2 separate regions of the Homo sapiens genome follow, and region 1 is linked to region 2. Evidence: read pairs that join two places in POLR2A ChIA-PET (ENCODE). Cell type or tissue: GM12878. All regions are shown on one strand. Links, peaks and the distances in the headings refer to the core of each region. The heading gives the core; the rest is flanking DNA. Region 1 overlaps ZC3H4 (zinc finger CCCH-type containing 4). Region 2 overlaps PPP5C-AS1 (PPP5C antisense RNA 1).

Region 1 (12,902 bases), core at 4,813-8,812, 710 kb after region 2:
GACAAAATCACAAAAATTACAAGGAGGCGCCGCCTCTTCAAATATTTAACAACCAGCCTAAATGCAGAAGTCCAGGATCCCCAAGTCCGATTCTGCGGACTAGTCGTTTATTAGGATTGAAGGCGCAGGGCCTTTGCTTCAGAAATTCAGCTCAGGGCTCATGCCAAAGAAAGGCCCGAGACCTTCCCTTGAGTTAGGACGTAATGAAGCAGCCATAGGGGAAACCTCACGGAGGGATTTTCAGAGCCAGGAAATTCTTGAAATAAACCTCTGGGTCTTGCACATGCTTTTCAGTGTCCTTACTACCTAGGTTCATCAACCAGAAACCAAGAACAAATGTGCTCTGTCTCCTTTTCTTCAGCATTCTCAGGTGTCATCATAGCCTGCTCTGTGACATCATGCCATTTCCATGGTAACGTGCCTACGCCACGGCAACCACCCAAGTGAGACACAAAACTGGCAAAGAGAAGTCCAGGCATCAGCATCTGTACCCTGTACCCTACACCCTCACTTCAACATAAGACAGTCTACCCACTGCTGGCATCTAGATACGAAGACACCTACTGGTGGATGTGACGATAGGAGAAATTGGAGCCATCTGAACCCAGCCTGGGTATTTGAGATATTAATTGTTAATCTTGTTAGAAATGAGTTTTGTAGAAAGGTTTTTTGTTTTGTTTTATTGTCTTTTCTTTTGAGACGGGGATCTTACTCTGTCGCCCAGGCTGGAGTGCAGTGGCGTGATTTCGGCTCACTGCAACCTTCGCCTCCTGGGTTCAAGTGATTCTCATTCCTCAGCCTCCTGAGTACTGGGATTACTGACACCTGCCACCGCGTCCAGATAATTTTTGTATTTTTAGTAGAAACAGGGTTTCGCCATGTTGGCCAGGCTGGTCTCGAACTCCTGACCTCAGGTGATCCGCCTGCCTCAGCCTCCCAAAGTGCTGGGATTACAGGTGTGAGCCAACACACGCGGCCTGTAGTTATGTTTTTAAATAATCATAAAGTTAGAGATTCATACTGAAGAATCTACAGGTATAGGCCAGACACAGTGGCTCATGCCTGTAATCCCAGCATTTTGGGAGGCCAACAGGCGGATCACTTGAGCCCTGGAATTTGAGACCAGCCTGGGCAACATGAGGAAACCCCATCTCTACAATAAATACAAAACTTAGCCTGGCAGCATGTGCTTGTAGTCCCAGCTACTCAAGAGGCTAAGGCGAGAGGATCGATTCAGCCAGGAGGTCGAGGCTGCAGTGAGCTATGATTGCACCACTGCCCTCCAGCCTGGGCAACAGAGTGAGACCCTGTCAGACTGCTTGAGCCCAGGAGTTAGAGACCAGCCTGGGCAACACAGTTAGACCCCGTCTCCACAAATAATTTAAAGACAGGGTCTCTCTATGTTGCCCAGGCTGGTCTTGAACTCTTGGACTAAAGCCTGCCTTGGCCTTCTCCTGCCTTGGCCTCCCAAAGTTCTGGGATTAGAGGCATGAGCCATTGCACCCAGCCTCTATAAATAACTAAAAAAAATTTTTTTTCCATAATAAAAAGTTAAGAAAGAAAAAAGTTCTGGCCAGGTACGGTGGCTCATGCCAGTAATCCCAGCACTTTGGGAGGCTGAGGCGGGCGGATCACTAGATCAGGAGTTCGAGACCAGCCTGACCAACGTGGAGAAACCCCATCTCTACTAAAAATACAAAAATTAGCTGGGCGTGGTGGCGCACGACTGTAATCCCAGCTACTCAGGAGGCTGAGGCAGGAGAATCACTTGAACCTGGGAGGCAGAGGTTGCAATGAGCGATCGCACCACTGCACTCCAGCCTGGGCAACAGAGCAAGACTCTGTCTCGAAAAAAAAAAAAAAAATTAGCCGGGCATGGTGGCACACGCCTGTAGTCCCAGCTACTTGGGAGACTGAGGCAGGAGAATTGCTTGAACCCATGAGGTGGAGGTTGCAGTAAGCTGAGACCATGCCATTGCACTCCAGCCTGGGTGACAGATTGAGACTTCGTCTCAAAAAAAAAGAAAAAGAAAACAAGAACTTCCAAGTGGGACAACTCAGCAATGTGAGGAGAGGCTGCAAGGTCCCCAAGCAGTTATTTAATAATTTCCCAGCAGAGAGCTGGAATCTGGGCTTGCAGGCCTCCACACTCCTCACCAAGGCCTAAACAGGCTCAGAGACAAGAAGGAATTTGCCCATGGGGTCACAGCAGGAAGAAGCAGAACTAGAAACTAAGTCCAGTACTTTTGGATGCAAAGACCAGCTCTTAACCTCTACAAATTATTTGACAACTACAAATTATGTCAAAAAGAGTAATTTGCTAAACAGGTCAACTGACAAAACAACGCCCACCCTGAAATGTATAATCGAGTAGGGAAAAATAAGATATACATACATAAAACAGACTTCATGAATCAGTATTCCAAGAAATGCCAGAATGAGGTACCAAGACTTTGGGCAAATTCCTTAAACACTCTGCACCCCAGTCTCCATAACTGTGCAGCACAGGCAACCATGGAGTCCCCAGGATGGTGTCATGGGAGAATCCCATGAGGCCATGTAACACAAGCACTTAGCAGGAACCTTGCCCAGAATAAATGCTTAGGAGTAAAACCTACCCAAACACAAAGACACAAGGCCGATACGGTCCTTCCAATATCAAGTGAAGGAAATGGTAGCATTTCAAAAACCTAACCAAAGACATCTGGATAGAGAATAAGGGCTCATGGAAAGACCGAAGGAATTCTGGCAAAAAAAAAAAAAAAATAGGACTCATCCCAACACAAAGAGAAAGCAATACAAAAATCCCAGGGAGTGAAATTCCAAAGTCCCCTAATATGAAACGAATGCCTTCGCCCCCAAGTGTGCAGTGTCCACTCTGGGGTTTGTCCAAGCATGCAAACCACTTAGGCAGAACATTTCTGTAAAGCTTCAAACAGGCTGACCGTGAAAAAACCCAGCCTGCTAAAAGGAAGCTTGTGGAGACAAAGATGCCATTTTTTTTGCCTGAGTATCTATTCTTCCACTCCCACGAGCTCTGAAAATTTGCATTCTTGAGCAAAGGTATCTATCCCTCAGATCCAAGTTACTCCTGGCAGATGAACCTCTGGAATTTGCTTCTCAGCAATGAAGAGTTTTCTAACCACCTTCTCATGCCAACTAAGCTTCAGATGGTTTAAAGCTGCAAAGATCATGGTTTTCATCAGAGGACCGATTTCTATCACTCCAGAGGAGAAAGTCTAATAATTTAACTTATGAACTAAGACTTCTCTTTGTTTATAATTATTTATTTATTTATTTCTACACAGGGTCTTGCTCTGTCACCCAGGCTGGAGTGCAGTGGTGTGATCATTGGTTCAATGCAGCCTTGATCTCCTGGGCTCAAGCAATCTTCCCACGTCAGCCTCCCAAGTAGATGGGACTACAAGCATGCACCACCATGCCCAGCTAATTTTTGTATTTTTTGTAGAGACAGGGTTTCAGGCCGGGCGCAGTGGCTCATACCTGTAATCTCATTACTTTGGGAGGACAAGGCAGGCAGATCACTTGAGATCAGGAGTTCGAGACCAGCCTGGCCAACATGGTAAAACCCTGTCTCCACTAAAAATATAAAAATCAGCCCGTTGGCCGGGCACAGTGGCTCATGCCTGTAATCCCAGCACTTTGGGAGGACGAGGCGGGCGGATCACGAGGTCAGGAGATTTAGACCATCTGGGCTAACATGGTGAAACCCCGTCTCTACTAAAAAAAAAAAAAAAAAAAAACTACAAAAAAATAAGCCAGGCGTGGTGGCAGGCGCCTGTAGTCCCAGCTACTCAGGAGGCTGAGGCAGGAGAATGGCATGAACCCGGGAGGCAGAGCTTGCAGTGAGCTGAAATCGTGCCACTGCACTCCGGCCTGGGTGAAAGAGCGAGACTCCGTCTTAAAAAATATGTAAAAATAAAAATAAACAAATAAATAAGAGATCTGGGCCTAAGATTCTTGAGATTTGTTCATATACCACCTAAAGAATTTCTTAGCCAGGCGCAGTGGCTCACGCCTGTAATCCCAGCACTTTGGGAGGCCAAGACAGGTGGATCACCTGAGGTCAGTAGTTCAAGACCAGCCTGGCCAACATGGTAAAACCCCATCTCTACTAAAAACACAAAAATTAGCTGGGTGTGGTGGCGCACACCTGTAATCCCAACTACTCAGGAGGCTGAGGCAGGAGAATCGCTTGAACCCAGGAGGCAGAGGTTGCAGTGAGCTGAGATCATGCCATTGCACTCCAGCCTACGTGACAGAGTAAGACTCTGTCTAAAATAATAATAATAATAATTTCTTAAAAAGAACTGATACAACCTATTCGTTAATTTCTAGTCACCTGTGGGTTCCTTAAGGGCAGACAAGAATGAGGTTCACAGTAACCCCACATTTCCAAGGGCCCAGCACAGGGCCAGGTACAGATTGGGTACATGCTCAGTGCATATTCTATATGAAGTATCAATCTCAGCTCTCATACCCTTTTGGTCAATTTCATCAATAGAAACAGTAACTAATTTCCAAGAAAACTTTTTCAGCAACCTGTATCACTTAAAACTTTGACACAAACTCATTCAAGTGTTTATCAAGGGTTTCCAAATAAGCTTGAAAGTGATGGATGCACAGACTGAACAGAGGAGACAGGCCCTGCCTCGGATGCAGCCCACCCGTGTGGCCCACAAGCTTCAGTTACTGTGACTGCTCTCGTTCCCCGTGGAGTGGCAGGGCCTGCCTGGAATCCCAAGGAAACCTAAGCCCTGGTGTCTGTTAGGAAAATGAGGAGGGCAATAATCCAAGCCACCTGCAACAGACTTTTGGCCAAGCGACACTAGCGTCTGGGCCCAGCTCCCTCGGTTAGGCCATAGCAGGGATGTAATGGCCATGATCCACTTCCACACGGGACCTCAAGAAGTCTCCAGTTACTTCTAATGAATGAAAATCCCTTCCATTTAAGAGGGTTTAAAAGCCTAGGCTTGGGCCTCTACATTCACTGAAAGGAGTGGAACGCAGGGAGAATGGAGCCACAGTGGACTGAGGAAACAGTTAACACCCCCACCCTCTCGAGGGCCAACTTTAAATGGAATATCTATATTCCCTCCTCATTCCTTCCCACCACAAAAAAAATGACAATGGCTGCTGTGCAGGCATACCAGACAGTGCATACCATATCACGTGGTGGGCAGCAACTTTCTACTCAACTCTGCTGCTGTAACGTAGAAGCAGCCACTGATGATATAAATGAATGAGTATGGCTGTGTGCCAATAAACTTTACCTACTGGCCAGGCGCGGTGGCTCATACCTGTAATCCTATCACTTTGGGAGGCCAAGGAGGGTGGATCACTCGAGGTCACGAGTTCAAGACCAGCCTGGCCAACACGGTGAAACCCCATCTCTACTAAAAACACAGAAATTAGCTGAGCATGTGGTGTGCGCCTGTAATCCCAGCTACTCAGGAGGCTGAAGCAGGAGAATCCCTTGAACCAGGAGGCAGAGGTTGCAGTGAGCCAAGATCATGCCACCGCACTCCAGCCTGGGTGACAGAGCAAGATTCTGTCTCAAAACAACACAAACCAACAAAAAAACACTTTACCTACAAAAACAGGCTGGGTGGGCTGGCTTTGGCCCGAGAATCATAGTTTGCCGACCCCTAGCCTGGATGCAACGGCTTTCACACTTTTTGACACTGACCCACATCTGCTTCTTTGCATTTCTCCCAAACAAAAGTTTCCAGAAGCCACATTTAAATGCATTCTGCTTTTTCTCTCCTCTTCCATTTCCTTGGTTTTCCAATGCAAAAGAAAAAGATCAATAATTGGACTTCATATCCCACTAGTGGCTATACCCCACAGTCTGAAAAATAGCACACCAGATCCACCACAGTATAATGGTATGTATAGAGATGGGGTCTGAGTACCAGCCACCCCGGGTTCTAACTCTGCCTGCAGCACACACTTGTTTTGTGACCTGGGACAAGTGACTTCACCTCTCTGTTTTGGTTTCTCCTCAAACAGCAGAGGTAAAGGTTAAATGAGCTAATGCATGAGAAGCACTCAGAAGGGCTCTGGCAGATAATCTTTGACCTTCAGGTCAATTGTGCACAAATGGCACTGTTGCCCCTTCGGAAAGACAAAGACACTGACTTAGGAGATGAACTCAAGAATCACATCCAGTTTGCCTAACTCCCCCAACCATAGCTGTCCACCACCCATCACTCTCAGCAGAGGGCCAATCCCGTGTGGAGAGAACATGGCAGCACCCAGGCAGACATGGTGGCTTATACCTGTAATCCCAGCACTTTGGGAGGCTGAGGTGGAGGATCATTGAAGCCAAGAGTTCGAGGCTGCAGTGAGCTATTAATACTATGAGGTGCCACTGCATTCCAGCCTGGGCAACAGAGCAAAACCCTGTCTCAATAAAAGAGAAAAAACAAAGCTTTTGGCTCTGGAGTTCACTCTATCCTTTCTGGGACAACTGACAGGCATGACCAGGAACCTGATGGGCCTGCCTGTGATCTAGCCACTGAGCCTAACCTTCAAATTAATTAAGGCATCTGCTTTCCAAGTGCATATTAGTAAGCTGCAAGCAGCAGCAGCAACCCTTTATCGTGGCCAGAAACTGTAGAAGGTAGGCCAGACACAGAGGAAGGGAATACGAAGCCTGGTAAAGGCAGTAACAACCCTAGCCCGACTCTAAATAAAGTCTTCATGATAGAAGGGTTCTCTGCACACTCAGAAAACTCTTGGGCTCCAAGAAAAGCCGGGGAGGAACTCAGTTACTGAATGAACAAAACCTTATCTGACTCAGCCAGATCCCAAAGGAGTGAAGAATCCTGGAGCTGGATGAGACCTTGTTCATTCCCCTCTGGAGAGAGTAAAGGACTTGCGTGGGGAAACTGACTAGTTTGCAGTGGTATGAGATTCTAGATCCCTGGCTTCCCAGTTCTCAGAAGCCCTACTGAGACTACAGCACTGACTCGGACTCTAATTGCAAAAGATGAACACAGGAGGTACAGTCAGCATTAAGCTCCAGACAGTATGACCATTTGAGCATCCATAAAAAGACACTGAGCAAGCAAGAAATATCTTAAGATGGCTTCCACTTAGTGTCAACCCCAATTGGCTCCCTGCAATTAAATAAGCTGACCAGAACCCTAAGAGATGAAAGATAAATGCACTTCCTTCAAAAATAGATGTTATTCTTACTTCTGTTTATACACCAACTGTAAAAGTTCTGTTTCAAATTCTTCTCTAGTAGGGAAAGCAGGAAGATTCACTGAATGCTGGCATTGTGTGGGTGTCCCCAAATGCACTCATTTGACCACAAGGACCCTGAGAAGTGGGCATTTTATACTCGATGCCTACTGCACACTGCCGGGGAGAAGCCAGGCCTGAACAGTTTTATCTGGCTCCAAAGTCCACAGTCTTCCTCCACATCCTGTTGCCACCTCCGACATTCAAAAAGATGTCACCACTTGCCTGACAAACAGGGCACTGAGTCACCTATTCACACAGATGCGAAATGGCAAAAAAAATACACGAGAAAGATCCTTTATGCAGACCAGTTTGGCCAGAAGCAGCAAACTATGCTCTCAGCAAATAATCCTGCGTTCTGTTAAGAAAAAAAAAAAAAAAAAGTAACAGGACACAACTAAATCTAGCACCAACCAAGAGGCCGTATCTTCATTTTTGTCAACAACTACTAAGAGTCACCCCAATGGGTGATGTGCCAGAAATCTATTTAAAATAAACTGCCTATCGCACCTCATTACATCACCAGTGAAACTGTACACAATGTCTTCAAAACTGCATCTGCATTAACTCCTAAAAGCAAAAGCGTTCTGCAGCAAAGACAAGGCCAAGAAACTGGGAGTCAAACCCATGAAGTTTGGCTCCCCCCAATCAATCTCATTTTTACTTTAACTTATCCCCATGAACTTGACATGCCACCCAGACAAACTGGCAGCTTTTCCATCCTATTAGGTTTTAATTATGAAACTGGCTTCATACCATGTTATTCGGAGAGGAGTCCCTCCACCAATGAGGCTGCTCCTACAGTCTCTGATCTGCTGAATAAATACCAATTGCCAGAAATCTCAGGAGTCATCCTTTTTTCTTAGCTGTGCTGCCAAGGCACAGGTTAAGCGCCTGGCTCAATTCAGCTACTTTGCTTGCTATTCACTCTGTCACTCAACTCTCGGTGTGAATCGGACCCAGTTGCTCTGGCACTAGAATTACTGTTCGTGGGGACCAAAATTAAGTTCTCTAGAATCTGGTTTGACTTGATAGCTATCCACGGAGACCTGGAAATAGTTTCATTAGCAATTTTCACCAGAGGTATTTACTGTAACTGGATCTGACCTCTATGGAGAGATGTTTCTACAGGCCCAATAGCCATAAAAATGTAACAAAAGGAAGTGAAGGACCCTCAGACAGCCATTTCTCTCCCATCAGGGAAGAAGGTAAAAGATCTAAGAGCAAGAAGCAGAGGTGTAGGCACCGTTAAATAAATTACTAACCAGGCCCAATATGAAATTGCTCTACATTCAACTGTATGGAAACGCAAGAGTCAAAACCGTTCATCTTTAACTTGCCAGGCAGTTGAACAGCCAGGTCCACAGGTACAAAACAATTCTCCCCTGGGATCAGCCTTCCTGGCTGTGGAAAAACCACAGCAGTGGCTTACTAAAATAGCTGGCTCTACTTAGAGAAAACTATGGCTTATAAAGAAATCAAAAATTTAAACCTTCAGAGCAGAGCAAAATTGTACCTGGGGGAGAGGACAGGCCATGAATTAGTCATTTTGGGGAACCGCATTTTTTTCTTTTAAAGAGCAAATTTGAGGGGAATTAAAAAAATAAAGGAGTTTTAAAAAATAAAGGGGTTTTATGACGAGAACATCCATATTTCCATGGTCACAACAGACTTTTTTTCTACTAGGAGACTTTGATTTGCTTTCAAGTTAAATCTCTCACCCAGAGAAAATAAAAATGTAAAAGTTTGTAAGTGTATAATAAGATTTGTTATTAAATCAGGGATTCTGAGTGACACCCTTTTCTTTTTTTTTGCAACATCCATTAATTTGATTTTTAACTAATACTGGTACATCAGTCTGGGGGGAAAAAAGGCAGTACTGTGACATTTCAAAAACAGATTACCAAAATACAGTTTTTGACTTAATTACTGGGGCTTCTAGGTCTTAATGGATGAGATTTCTTTGAGAATGGAAAACAATAAACCGTTGTGTTGACATGCCTGTGAGCTTTTTAAATGCTTGGGGAAATAGTTTCAAATTCACTGAACATTGCTAAAAAATTTCACTTACAAAAGAAATCTCATTTCCTTAACGTTTCTTTTTAAAAGTCAATTTAAATAAGCAACTTAGTAGCCTTTGGAACTTGGGTCATCAGTCATCCAGTTTCTGTTCTCAGCTCCTGGAGAAAGAATTTTACAAAGGATGGGAAACTTCAAATAAGTGCAATTCATTTTGGGCTGACCCAGTGCCCTGGATAATGTGTTTTGTTCGGTTCGTGCTTCAGACATTTCTTGCAGGATATCGTAGTTTGGAGATTTCTTCCTCCCGTAACTGATTTTACATACCTAGGATCACCACTCTACGGCAGTTGTGAACATATTAAGAGGAAGAAAACAAGTGGCCTATTGAATTGCAGTTTCCTCATCTACATGTGCGTGACCTTTTTTCCTTGTAAGAAGGAAAAAAACAAAACGGTTCTTTTGGAGAGGGCCAGGGTTCTCTAAGTATGTCAGGGATCAAAAGTGGGAAACTGGGAAAATGCAACTTCAACGTGTTTTGTCTTTTAACGGAACTTATGCTTGTAAAACACATCAGAAGTACAGTGTTTGGTTCTGCAAGTCATTTCTGTTGTTGTTTTTTCCTTGTTACGTGGAGGCCGGGGGGACTGGGGGCTGGAGGAGGTGTTCCCTCCAACATGACTGGGCGTGTAACACGTTTGCATCAACTTTTCACAGTCAGACATGTGCTTTCGAACAAAGGAGCAGTGGAGACAGGCAGAGATGGGGGCTTGACACAGTTTACAGATTTTGTGCTTCAACAGTACTTTACAAATGACTTGCTCAATTTTAACGTCCATCACCACAAGAGACATTGGAGTAAAATGAGAAAATTGGAGCTACTTGAACCAATCTTTTTTGGGGAGTGGGGGGGAGGGGAACCATTAATTTGAATACCTGCATCATAAATCAAATCCAGTAAGCTTGTCTCCTACAAATGGACTTGAAGTATCCACTTTCTTCAAAGATGAAGGCTGGAGACAAAGCAATGGATTGAAATGGAAAGAAGGATGCCAAGGGTCTGAAAACATACGGGCCTTTTACATCGATTTTTGTCATGTTACAGTAACACACTTTTTTTTCTGAGAAAACTGTGTACGTCAAATTTTAAAAATTAAACATTGAAAGGATGTGCAAGTCTAAAAGGGCTCAACAGGGTTAGAATCCTGATTCGAACATATCAATTCACTCTCAAGCATCACTTTGGTCTAAAGGCGAGGAGGAAGGCAGGCAGTAAAGGGAGAAAAAGAGGGAGATCATTGAATTACTCAATAAAAGAGGCTACTTACCATCCCAACCCATTGTAAGACATACACTTCTGACATAAGAGAACTCCTTAGAGGTCGAATAAAGCGTGTAAGCACCTTTGAGTAATGCACCTGCCCCCGGAGAGGGGGCCCGGAAGCCCAACGAGGGCTTAGCGAACAGACCTTTGCTAATCTGTTTATTTCCTTGAACTGGAGTCGGGCTGCGATGGGCTGCGATTCCCAGGACGATACATTTAATTAGAACAAAACAGAAAAAAAAAATGTTGTAAAAGCTCACCAAACTGCTGCACTTGTGTCTCTGAATGTGGGTGGCATTTCTTTTAAAAGGCAAAGTATGGTCTGTGAAGGAGAAAGGGGAAAGGGGAGGTGGGAGTGGGGAGAAGGGGTCGTACGTACAGCCTGGCAAGGGAAGCCCTGGCTGAGACCCCCCGGCTAAGGAAGGGTCCTCAGCGGCTCCCCAGCCAGGGCTGCGACGGAGTAGCCATCTGTCCAGAGCGTTCTCTTCCCCTCTCCACCCCCATTCCCTCCAAGACTCGCTTTCCTGCCGGCTGAAACCCACCGTCCGTGTCCAAACCTACTCTCCAGCCGCCTCTTCTCTCGCCCCACCAGGAAACAGTGGGCGAACCCTGCACCCCAACTCCTTCTGCTCGAGCAGGGGAAGGAAACGGGGCCCCAACCTCGCCCTGAAACGCGCCGGGCTGACCCCATTATCACCCGCCAGCCAGAGAAGGGCGTGGGGGGCCCGCGTTTCGGACTTAATAAAGAGAAGGGGGCGCTTCCTTTAACGCCCTGCCAAAGCACAAGGAAATCTCCTTTTCTCTCCCGGAAGAGACGGTGCCCCATTTTACCCCGACAGAGGGGGGAACCCCAGGAGAAAGCGCGGGACCAACTTCCTCTCCCTACAAGGCAGGGAAACCAAACCTTACCCCCGCAAAACAAGGCTGAGAATCCTCCCTCACGTCACCTACCTACGAAAAGCGAGAGGACCCCTGCCCTTTAGCAAAAACACGGGGAAGAGTCTTCTCTAAAAAAATAGGCTGGGGTTTTCATCAAAAGGGCTGGAGATGCATCTCCCCCCTCCCCAATTCGGCCTTCTAGGGGATAGCTAAAAAACACCCCCCGCCAAAAAATACAAGTGCTATAGAGCACCCACCCAAATGACCCCCAATTACAAGGATGGAGAAGGGACCTGAATGAACCCCCACCTTCTGCCTCCTAAGCTAAAGTACCTATCATCCAAGTAGGACAGGGTGTGCCTCCCCCAGGAGAAAGGATACTGCCGGGGGCTGGGAGACCCCCAACCCCAAACCCCTAAGAGCGGGGCTGTTGTTCGAGATCCCCCCAAAAAGGGTCCGGAGCCCCTCCCCCATCCCCTTCCCCGAAGCCAGGCGACGGGCAAGCGGGCCCGTAGCTGCCAGCTCCGGGCGCAGGGGCAGCCAGGACCCCCGTGGGTCTCCGCAGCACCCCCCACGGCGCCCCCTCCCCAGGACAGGCGGACGGGCGCGGGGGGTCCGAGGGGCGCCTCCTCACCTTCCCCTCAGCATGGCGCCCAAAAAAGACAGAGCGAGAGCGAGGGAGAGCGGGCGAGCGCCGCGAGGGGGGGGAAACGCATGAGGCCGGGAGAGAAAGCAAGCGAGAAAGAGCGAGCGAGCAAGCGATCGAGAGACACCCACCGACCCCGCCCTTCCTCCTCCTCCTCCTCCTCCTCCTCCTCCGCGGCCCGGCCCAACATGGCGGCCGCCCCCCTTCCTCCTCCTCCTCTTCCTCCCCCCGGGGACGCAGCCCCGGCCCAACCGGGGGCCTGACCTGTCGTCAGGGAGCGGGAGGCGGTGGTGGAGGAGGTGCGGGGTGGCCGGGCGGGCGTCGGGGGAACACGGAGGAGGCGAAGGCGTTGATGGCGGCGGCGGCGATGGCGGCGGCGGCGACTCTGATGGCGGCGGCGGGGGGGTCCCGGGCGCGGCCTCCATAGTTCCTTTGGGGGGGAGGGGATGTTAATGCACGAAAAAGGACTGCTTGGGCGTGGCGGGAGGGGCACACTTAAGCTCGGAGGGCTCCTGATGGGAATGGGGTATATATTTTTTCGGTTTCGGAATCACCTCTGCGCTGACCTCCGCGTAGGCCGCACGGCCTAGGCCTCGGAGGGCCGCTCGCCGCCTGCTTTCTCCGCAGCCCACCCTTGCGGTCACTCGCTCACTGGCGCGGGGCCCTCATAGGGGCGAGAGCCCCCCCCCCACGCACCCCCGGGGGGCGGGACACCCGGGAGACACGGACACTGGTGGGTGGTTGGGTGTAATTAGCGCGGGC
Region 2 (8,910 bases), core at 444-4,443:
GGGGAGGCCGAGTCATGTGGATCGCTTGAGCACAGGAGTCTGCTAAAATAGGGGACACCACTCTAGTTACAGTTTGGATCAGGGTCATCACGCTGGGGACGTGCCAGGCACACGGAGGTGGGGGAGATGCTGGGGGCTGGGGGCAGGTGTGGACACTAAGCAATGGTGTCAGAGGCTGCTGGGGAGTCTCAGGGTCTGGCAGGAGCAGATGTGGACTCCCAGGAGTCATGGACATGAATTAGGGGTCCTAAGAAGCCTCGCCACTGACAAAGGAAGCTGTGAAGGGAAGACCAGAGAACCGGGGGGAGCGGGGGTCTTAGGTGCTCCCCACCCCATCGACCAGGATGGACCCAGGCATCTGCCCAGCTGGATGGAACAGAGACTCCAAGGCAGGAAGGACCCGAGTTCTGTCTCCCTGTCGTTCTCTTGGACCCTTTCACGCTGTCTTTCCCCACCCCCATCTGTCAATGGCCATGATTAGATCACAGACCCAAGCTCTGGCCACCAGGGAAGGCAGAAAGATGACCTAACCTCCATAGCACCGGGTGGGGCCCCTGCCTCCCACCTGTGGGGGGTGTCAGTTGCTTGGCAGCCAGAGGGACAGAGGCCACCACCCCTCCCCTCCCGGCCAGCACCACAGATGGAGAAACTGGGCCCATGGTTCCCTCTGCCCACACCCTCCCATGGCTCTCATCTCCGTGGTCCAGCGGATGGGGGGAAACAGGTTGAGGAATTTGGACACTGGAAAATGGGTGGAAGCAGTTAAAACCTGAGGGGACCAGGAGGGGCAGGGTGGGCACCCATCTCAGATGAGTCGAAGAGCAGCAGGGTGATTTTCCATGCCCGGCCCCTTGGCTCTGTTCTAAGAGTTTACACGCATTAACATTTCATTCTAACTCAGTGAGTCAGACACTTTTCAGATGCCCATTTTACAGATAAGCAAGATAAGAAGTACAGAGAGGTTAAGTTACATGCTCAGAGTCACACAGCCAGCAAATGGCAGAACGGGACTTGAGCACCAGCTGACTGGCTGCAGAGTCTGTGCCCTGAGCCAGTTTGCAGTAGCATTGAGCACTTTATGTGTCAGGCAGTTTACAGGCACTTTGGGTCCTCGCAACAGCCCCATTTTACAGATGAGGAAACTGAGGCACAGAAGCAGCAATATACCTGAGGACACACAACTAGGAAGGAGGATAGAGCATATTCGGTGGGAGATAATAAAACCTTTGATGCCAAATGCTAAAATAATATTTGGGGAAAAGCTTTTGACCCCTTTTAGCAAACAAAAATTTTATGATGGCAAGAATTTATCCTGCTGGTTAATCTGATTTTTCCCTTTTTAGTACATGGGTGTTCCCTAACCTTACCCCTGAAGAGAAAACTCATGACTTCCCCCAGAGCTGTGCATTCTCAAAGCTTTTTTTTTTTTTTTTTTTTTTTTTTTCCTGAGATGGAGTCTTGCTCTGTCGCCCAGGTTGGAGTGCAGTGGCGCAATCTCGCTCACTGAAGCCTCCCCTCCCCCTCCTGGGTTCAAGCCTCGTAAGTAGCTGGGATTACAGGCGTGTGCCACCACGCCCAGCTAATTTTTGTATTTTTAGTAGAGACGGGGTTTCCCCATGTTAGTCAGGCTGGTCTCGAACTCCTGACCTCAAGTGATCTGCCCGCCTCGGCTGCCCAAAGTGCTGGGATTACAGGTGTGAGCCACTGCGCCCGGCCTCAAAGCATTTTTGTTAGCGGTCTTTTTAAGATTTCTCCACCGGGTGTGGTGGCTCACGCCTGTAATCTCAGCATTTTGGGAGGCCGCGGCGGGCAGATCACGAGGTCAGGAGTGTAACACCAGCCTGGCCAACATGGTGAAACCCCGTCTCCACTAAAAATACAAAAAAATTAGCCGGGCATGGTGGCACGTGCCTGTAATCCCAGCTACTCAGGAGGCTGAGGCAGGAGAATTGCTTGAACCAGGACCCAGGAGGCGGAGGTTGCAGTGAGCCGAGATGGCGCCACTGTATTCCAGCCTGGGCTACAGAGCGGGACTCCGTCTCAAAAAAAAAAAAAAAAAAAAAAAAAAAATTTCTCTTGTAACTGTTCTGTGATTGTCCACTGTATGGCGCTAGGGGGCGCTGTAACACCACGGTGTTTTATAGTCATTACAACACTCTTCCAGCAGATGGCGGCAAAGTGTTGGGGAAAGAGGGTGCCTTTTTGCCAATCCCCATATATTTTTCTAATTTTCTTTGTATGGTATGCAAACATTTCCAATGCTCAAAATTTGGTCTCAGCTACCATTCTAACTATTTGAGGCTTACGCTTCTCTGTTTCCCCTCCAATCTGGGCCGAAGTCTTCCTGTCAGTGAAACAGGGATGTTTAAAGGAGTTTTTTTGGGGCCCCTTTCCCAGAGCTGTCCTGATGGCCCATTTGGGGCAGTTTCTCTCTTTTTGGAGCGTGGAGCTGCTCTTAAGGCCCTGCCTGCTGGATTCTCAAATAGCATGGTGGACACTCCCCTCCAGACCTCCTCTGTGGGCCCAGCCTCCCCTCTCTTAGCCCCTTGGAGTTCCTGCCCCTTTTGGGCCCCAAAGTCCTGTCTCTAACTCAAAGACAGTTAGTTATCTGTGTTAAAATAAAATAACATGGGCCGGGCGTGGTGGCTCACGCCTGTAATCCCAGCACTTTGGGAGGCCGAGGTGGGCGGATGACCTGAGGTCAGGAGTTCGAGACCAGCCTGGCCAACATGGTGAGACCCGATCTCTACTAAAATTGTCAAAGAACAAATTAAGGTGTGGTGGCGGGTGCCTGTAATCTCAGTTACTCGGGAGGCTGAAGCAGGAGAATTGCTTGAACCCGGGAGGTGGAGGTTGCAGTGATCGGAGATCGTGCCAGCCTGGGTGACAGAGCAAGACTCCATCTCAAAAAATAAATAATTTTTTAAAAATGGAGACCAGGACTGAGAATTCCCCAAAGCAGACAAAAGCAGTTAGGCCATGTAAACACAACTTAATCTAGTTTGACTTCTGAATGTGAGTGAAACTTAGCTTATTCCCTGTAAATAAATGCTGCTGAGAATCATAAACAAAGCTGAAATCGCCTTCCAAAAGGATGTAAGACAATCACTTTTAACCGATCCCTTGTCATATGGAAGCCCCCACCATCATAGTCGGTCATCGTGAAGGTGAAGCCACCTCCTGGTTTTTGCTTTTTTTTTTTTTTTTTTTTTTTTGAGATGGAGTCTCGCTCTGTCGCCCAGGTTGGAGTGCAGTGGTGCGATCTTGGCTCACTGCAAGCTCCGCCTCCCGGGTTCACGCCATTCTCCTGCCTCAGCCTCCCGAGTAGCTGGGACTACAGGTGCCCGCCACCACGCCTGACTAATGTTTTGTATTTTTAGTAGAGACAAGGTTTCACTGTGTTACCCAGGATGGTCTCGATCTCCTGACCTCATGATCCACCCGCCTTGGTCTCCCAAAGTGCTAGGATTACAGGCGTGAGCCACCGCGCCTGGCCTTTTTTTTTTTTTTTTTTTTTTTTTTGAGATGGAGTCTCACTCTTGTCGCCCAGGCTGGAGTGCAGTGGTGCAATCTCCATTCACTGCAACCTCTGCCTCCTGGGTTCAAGCGATTCTCCTGCCTCAGCCTCCTGAGTAGCTGGGACTACAGGCACCCGCCACCATGCCTGGCTAATTTTGTGTATTTTTAGTAGAGATGGGGTTTCACTATGTTGGCTAGGCTAGTCTCGAACTCCTGACCTCGTGATCTGCCTGGCTCGGCCTCCCAGAGTGCTGGGATTACAGGCGTGAGCCACTGTGCCCGGCTGGTTTTTGCTTTCTAAGCCATCCTACACCAGCCTGCCTCTGAGTTGCTTACCGCTCAGATTGAAGTCTCCTGGATGACAATTCGTGCTTTTTGCATGACAATAAACTTTTTTTTCCCCCCCCTAATTGGAGCCTATTTTATTCTGGACATTTTGGGGGAATTAGAAGTGAGATTCAAAGAAGATCCCAAGGAGCCCTGACTGCAGGGAGTAACCAGGCATGGGCACCCACACAGCCAGCTGTGTTCACTACTTTCTTGCTAACCAAGGGGTTTGGGATAAGTCTTTTTCGGATCTGAGCTTCCTTCTCTTCACCTTTGAGCTCTCCGTTTGTCACACAAAAGGGGCCGATTCTGTTTGTTTCTATTTGTCTGTCTGAGTTTGAGCTCGGGTAAGTCATTCTTTCCTGTTCAATAATGGAGGAGGATCTGTGTTTCCCTGCATCCTAGAATGGTAACCCCCTGGCTAGACACCCCATAGCTTATTTGGCAGAGTCTCAGAGGAAACGAAGGCCAGGGTGCATTCAGAACATCCCAGTATTCTCCATCTAGAACTCTACCTGCTTATATGTTTAAGAACTATGGCCGGGCGCGGTGGCTCACACCTGTAATCCCAGCATTTTGGGAGGCCAAGGCAGGGCGGATCACTTGAGGTCAGGAGTTCAAGACCAGCCTGGCCAATATGGCGAAACCCCATCTCTACTAAGAATACAAAAATTAGCCGGGCATGGTGGCAGGAACCTGTAATCCCAGCTATTCCAGAGGCTGAGGCAGGAGAATCTCTTGAACCCAGGAGGTGGAGATTGCAGTAAGCCGAGATCGTGCCTCTGCACTGCACTCCAGCCTGGCAATACACCGAGACTCCATCTCAAATTCCCAGTGTCAGCCAGGCACAGTGGCTCATGCCTGTAATCCCAGCACTTTGGGATGCCAAGGCAGGGCGGATCACTTGAGGTCAGGAGTTCAAGACCAGCCTGGCCAATATGGCGAAACCCCATCTCCACTAAAAATACAAAAATTAGCCGGGCATGGTGGTGGGAGCCTGTAATCCCGGCTACTCCAGAGGCTGAGGCAGGAGAATCTCTTGAACCCAGGAGGCGGAGGTTGCAGTGAGCTGAGATCGCATCACTGCATTCCAGCCTGGGCAACAGCCAAAATACTGTCTCAAAAAAAAAAAAATAGATAGATAGATAGATAGATAGATAGATAGATAGATACATACATACATACATACATACATACATACATAGATTTTTATGGATCTCTCTGAGATCCCTGACACTGTATGGGCCTCTTCTTCCACAGATGTGGGCAAAATAAAAAATGCTGAACCTATGAAAATTCAGATTAATCTTTCAAAACCACTGTTGAAGTTGTCTCAGTACCCGCTTTACAAAAAGCCATACATGTGCAAACTCCTACAACAGAAGATTTAATGAAACGGGCTATTTCTTGTAATGTTCCTATCCTGTTTTAAAAAATGTACAGATGAGGATGGATATTTGTACAAGATCTCGATCTCCATGGGATCTTTACTACACCCATAAATAAAACATTTAAAAATGTCCCGTATACATATGTAACAAACCTGCACGTTGTGCACATGTACCCTAAAACTTAAAGTATAATTTAAAAAAAGTCCCATAGTGCCCAACCCCAACACCCTATTGATGAAGGTGCCAAATGATTCCAAATCGAATGGTTCACAGGAGTGGACATATGCTGTCTGTGGTTTTTTTTTTTTGTTTTTTTTTTTTCCCCAGACAGAGTCTCACTCTGTCGCCCAGGCTGGAGTGCAGTGGCGGGATCTCGGCTCACTGCAACCTCCGCCTCCCGGGTTCAAGCAATTCTCCTGCCTCACCCTCCCGAGTAGCTGGGATTACAGGCGTGCGCCACCGCGCCTGGCCCCAACCTGCATTTTCATTGGTTGCAGGGATAAAAGGCAAGTCCCACCAGAAAATCAATGCCAACCAGGAACTGAGGGTGGCGGTGTTCAGTCTGTTCCCAGGGTTTTGAGAACTGGTGCAGTGCCTAACAAGCACACACGTTCCCCTTAGTAAGGAAATACGGTTAAGAATGAAGTAAAAAAAAAATTGTTTTCTTTCAATTTATGTGTCTATATATTTTCATTTTTTATGTTAATAAAGACAAGGTCTCGCTATGTTGCCCAGGCTGATCTCAAACTCCTTAGCTCTACATATTTTCAAATGGCTACTAACTTCTTAGGACATAAGAGCTTAGGTTGTTTAGACCTCACCAGATGAGAATGGAACTGTTAGGTATTTCTTTGGGGGCGCTATGGAAAAAATGACTGAATTACTAAGGTCTGGTGCACCAAGCAAGTCCAGAGCCACCTGCACCAGGGCACAGGGGTTGAGAGCCTGGGCTCTGGAGTCAGAAGACCTAGGTTTGCCACCTCACTTTGCCATCCTTGGGCATTGTGCGACCTCTGCGCCTGTAAAACGGGAATAGTTAACAGTTGTGGGATTAGTGACAAAGCCCATAGAAAACATTCAGACAGGCCGGGCGTGGTGGCGGGCGCCTGTAGTCCCAGCTACTCGGGAGGCTGAGGCAGGAGAATGGCGTGAACCCGGGAGGCGGAGCTTGCAGTGAGCCGAGATCGTGCCACTGCACTCCAGCCTGGGCGACAGAGCGAGACTCCCTCTCAAAAACAAACGAACAAAAACATTCAGACAATCCCTGGCATGTCTTAGCAGGCGATAAATGTTAGTTTTATAAATTTATTTATTTAACCAAAATGGACTCATTCTACATATGTATTTCTATCATTTTTTTCCTTATTATTATCTGGACATTTTTTTCTAGGCAGGCCTGTAAGGATCTTTCTTTCTTTCTCTTGCCTTCCTTCTTTTTTTTCTTTTTTCTTTTTTTTTTTTTTTTTTTTTTTTGAGACAGGGTCTTGCTCTGTCACTCGGGTTGGAGTGCAGTAGCACGATCTCAGCTAACTGCAGCCTCCATCTCCTGGGCTCAAGCTATCTCCTCCCACCTCAGCCTCCTGAATAGCTGGGAACACATGCCACCACGCCCGACTAATTTTTTGTAGAGACAGGGTTTCACCATGTTGCCCAGTCTTTTCTCACTCCTGAGCTCAAGCCATCCTCCTGCCTCAGCCTCCCAAAGTGCTGGAATTATAGGCATGAGCCACTGCGCCTGGGCAACTGTTCTTTCTAATAGCCCCCTAGTCTGCATCCTTCAGGGACTTCTTAAAGTAAAAACGTCCAGCCAGGCGCAGTGGCTCACGCCTGTAATCCCAGCACTTTGGGAGGCCGAGGTGGGTGGATCACGAGGTCAGGAGATCAAGACCACCCTGGCCAATATGGTGAAACCCCGTCTCTACTAAAAATACAAAAATTAGCCGGGCATGGTGACACGTGCCTGTAATCTCAGCTACTCGGAGGCTGAGGCAAGAGAATCACTGGAACCAGGGAGCTGGAGGTTGCAGTGAGCTGAGATTGCACCACTGCACTCCAACCTGGTGACAGAGCGAGACTCCGTCTCAAAAAAAAAAAAAAAAAAAGAAAAAAGAACTCCAAGACTTCAAGGTTCCCCTGAAGCTTGGATGCAAACGTAAAGCCTGACCTATCCTCATTGATAAATAGGCCCTTATTCTCCCTTCCCTTCCATTACTTCCCTCCTTCTCATAGGAAGGCATTCCATTTCTTCATCCTGCCATTTGAGGCCTCTGCCTCTGTGTCCTGCCCTGGCTAAGGCCCCTGCCTCTGTCTCCACCATGCCTTGTGACCCTGGAGAGGTCCCTCAATTCCTTAAGCCACAGGTTCCTCATCTATATAATGGGGATGATAATAATAGAAGCTGCATCCCTGGGCTGCTGTGAGAATTACAGAGTTCAACCCCCAAGGCTATGACGAATCTGCCCGTAGTAAAGAGTGAGGCTGGGGGCGGTGGCTCACCCCTGTAATCCCAGCACTTTGGGAGGCCAAGGCAGGTGGATCACTTGAGATCAGGAGTTCAAGACCAGCCAGGCCAACATGGTGAAACCCCGTCTCTACTAAAAATACAAAAATTAGCCAGGTGTGGTGGCAGGAGCCTGTAATCCCAGCCATTAGGGAGGCCGAGGGCAGAAGAATCGCTTGAGCCCGGGAGGCAAAGGTTGCAGTGAACCGAGATCGCTTCACTGCCCTCCAGCCTGGGTGACAAAGCGAGACTCCTTCTCAAAAACAAACAAACAAAAAACCAAACTGTTCCCCTGAACTTGTTTTTTTGTGGCAGCGGGTGGCAGCTGGGCCTGTCAGATAGAGGCTGATTTGGAATCAAGACATCGGTCTTTTGGGGCAACCGTTCAGATTCTGTGAGTTTGAAACCACAAATGCCAAAGTTTAAATTGGGAGACTGGACCCTGCAGGCACTATTTAAATCCCTTTTTGTGTTACAAATAGTGAACCCCCCCTGCTGCCATCTGCAGGCCACTAAAGTGTCCATTCCACATCTGAGTCCTGGGCGATTCTGAAGTGGGATCCCGAGGACAGAGATACTAATAAGTTGGCTCACGCCTGTAATCGCAGCACTTTGGGAGGCCGAGGCACGCAGATCACGAGGTCAGGAGTTCGAGACCAGCCTGGCCAACATGGTGAAACCTCGTCTCTACTAAAAATACAAAAAATTAGCTGGGTGAGGTGGCGGGAGCCTGTAATCCCAGCTACTCAGGAGGCTGAGGTAGGAGAATCACTTGAAACCAGAAGGCGGAGGTTGCAGTGAGCTGAGATTGTGCCACTGCACTCCAGCCTGGGCGACAGAGCGAGACTCCGTCAAGAAAGGAAGGGAGGAAGGGAGGAAGGAAGGAAGGAAGGGAGGGAGGGAGGAAGGAAGGAAGGAAGGGAAAGGAAGGAAATGAAGGAATAAGAAAAAAGAAAATAAAAGCAAAGGAAAAGAAAAGAGAAAAGAAAAGAAGAAAGAAAAAGTTGTGTCCATTCCCGAGTCAAACTTAGACTCCGGACCTCTTTTCCCAGCTGCCGCCAGGGGGCGCAACGTGGCTCATTGTCTCCAAAAAACAGCCGCTGTCAATTCTTCCCTTCCCCGTATGCCCCTGGTACCTCCCCCCGTCAAGAGGTGAAGTCTATTTCCCTTCCG

What was found. ChIA-PET counts read pairs that join two places held together with the same protein. Peaks named below come from ENCODE experiments on the same cell type or tissue, not always from the same donor. Only the 100,000 strongest peaks of a DNase experiment are listed, where the experiment ranks them.
Region 1: POLR2A ChIA-PET joins it to region 2 with 11 read pairs; 1 of 35 experiments calls an interaction of 5 or more read pairs at or near these places.

The regions. Positions count from the first base shown.
Region 1 is chr19:47,100,020-47,112,921 of GRCh38, forward strand. It overlaps ZC3H4 (zinc finger CCCH-type containing 4), which reads right to left. Exons shown (of 15, transcript NM_015168.2): 2 at 12,405-12,570. The coding sequence starts at 12,565. Among named protein-coding and RNA genes, the nearest start is that of ZC3H4, 7.3 kb to the right of the region's middle. RefSeq lists enhancers at 9,749-10,476, 11,934-12,662, 12,663-12,902 and silencers at 9,879-10,116, 12,030-12,519, 12,770-12,859. In GM12878, for the core only: no CTCF peak of the experiment used is centred there; no DNase peak of the experiment used is centred there; H3K4me3 peaks cover 1,663 bases; H3K27ac peaks cover 1,613 bases.
Region 2 is chr19:46,393,592-46,402,501 of GRCh38, forward strand. All of the region lies in intron 1 of PPP5C-AS1 (PPP5C antisense RNA 1), which reads right to left. Among named protein-coding and RNA genes, the nearest start is that of PPP5C-AS1, 6.2 kb to the right of the region's middle. RefSeq lists an enhancer at 124-624. In GM12878, for the core only: a CTCF peak has its summit at 2,153 (motif pointing right); a DNase peak (open chromatin) is centred at 2,190.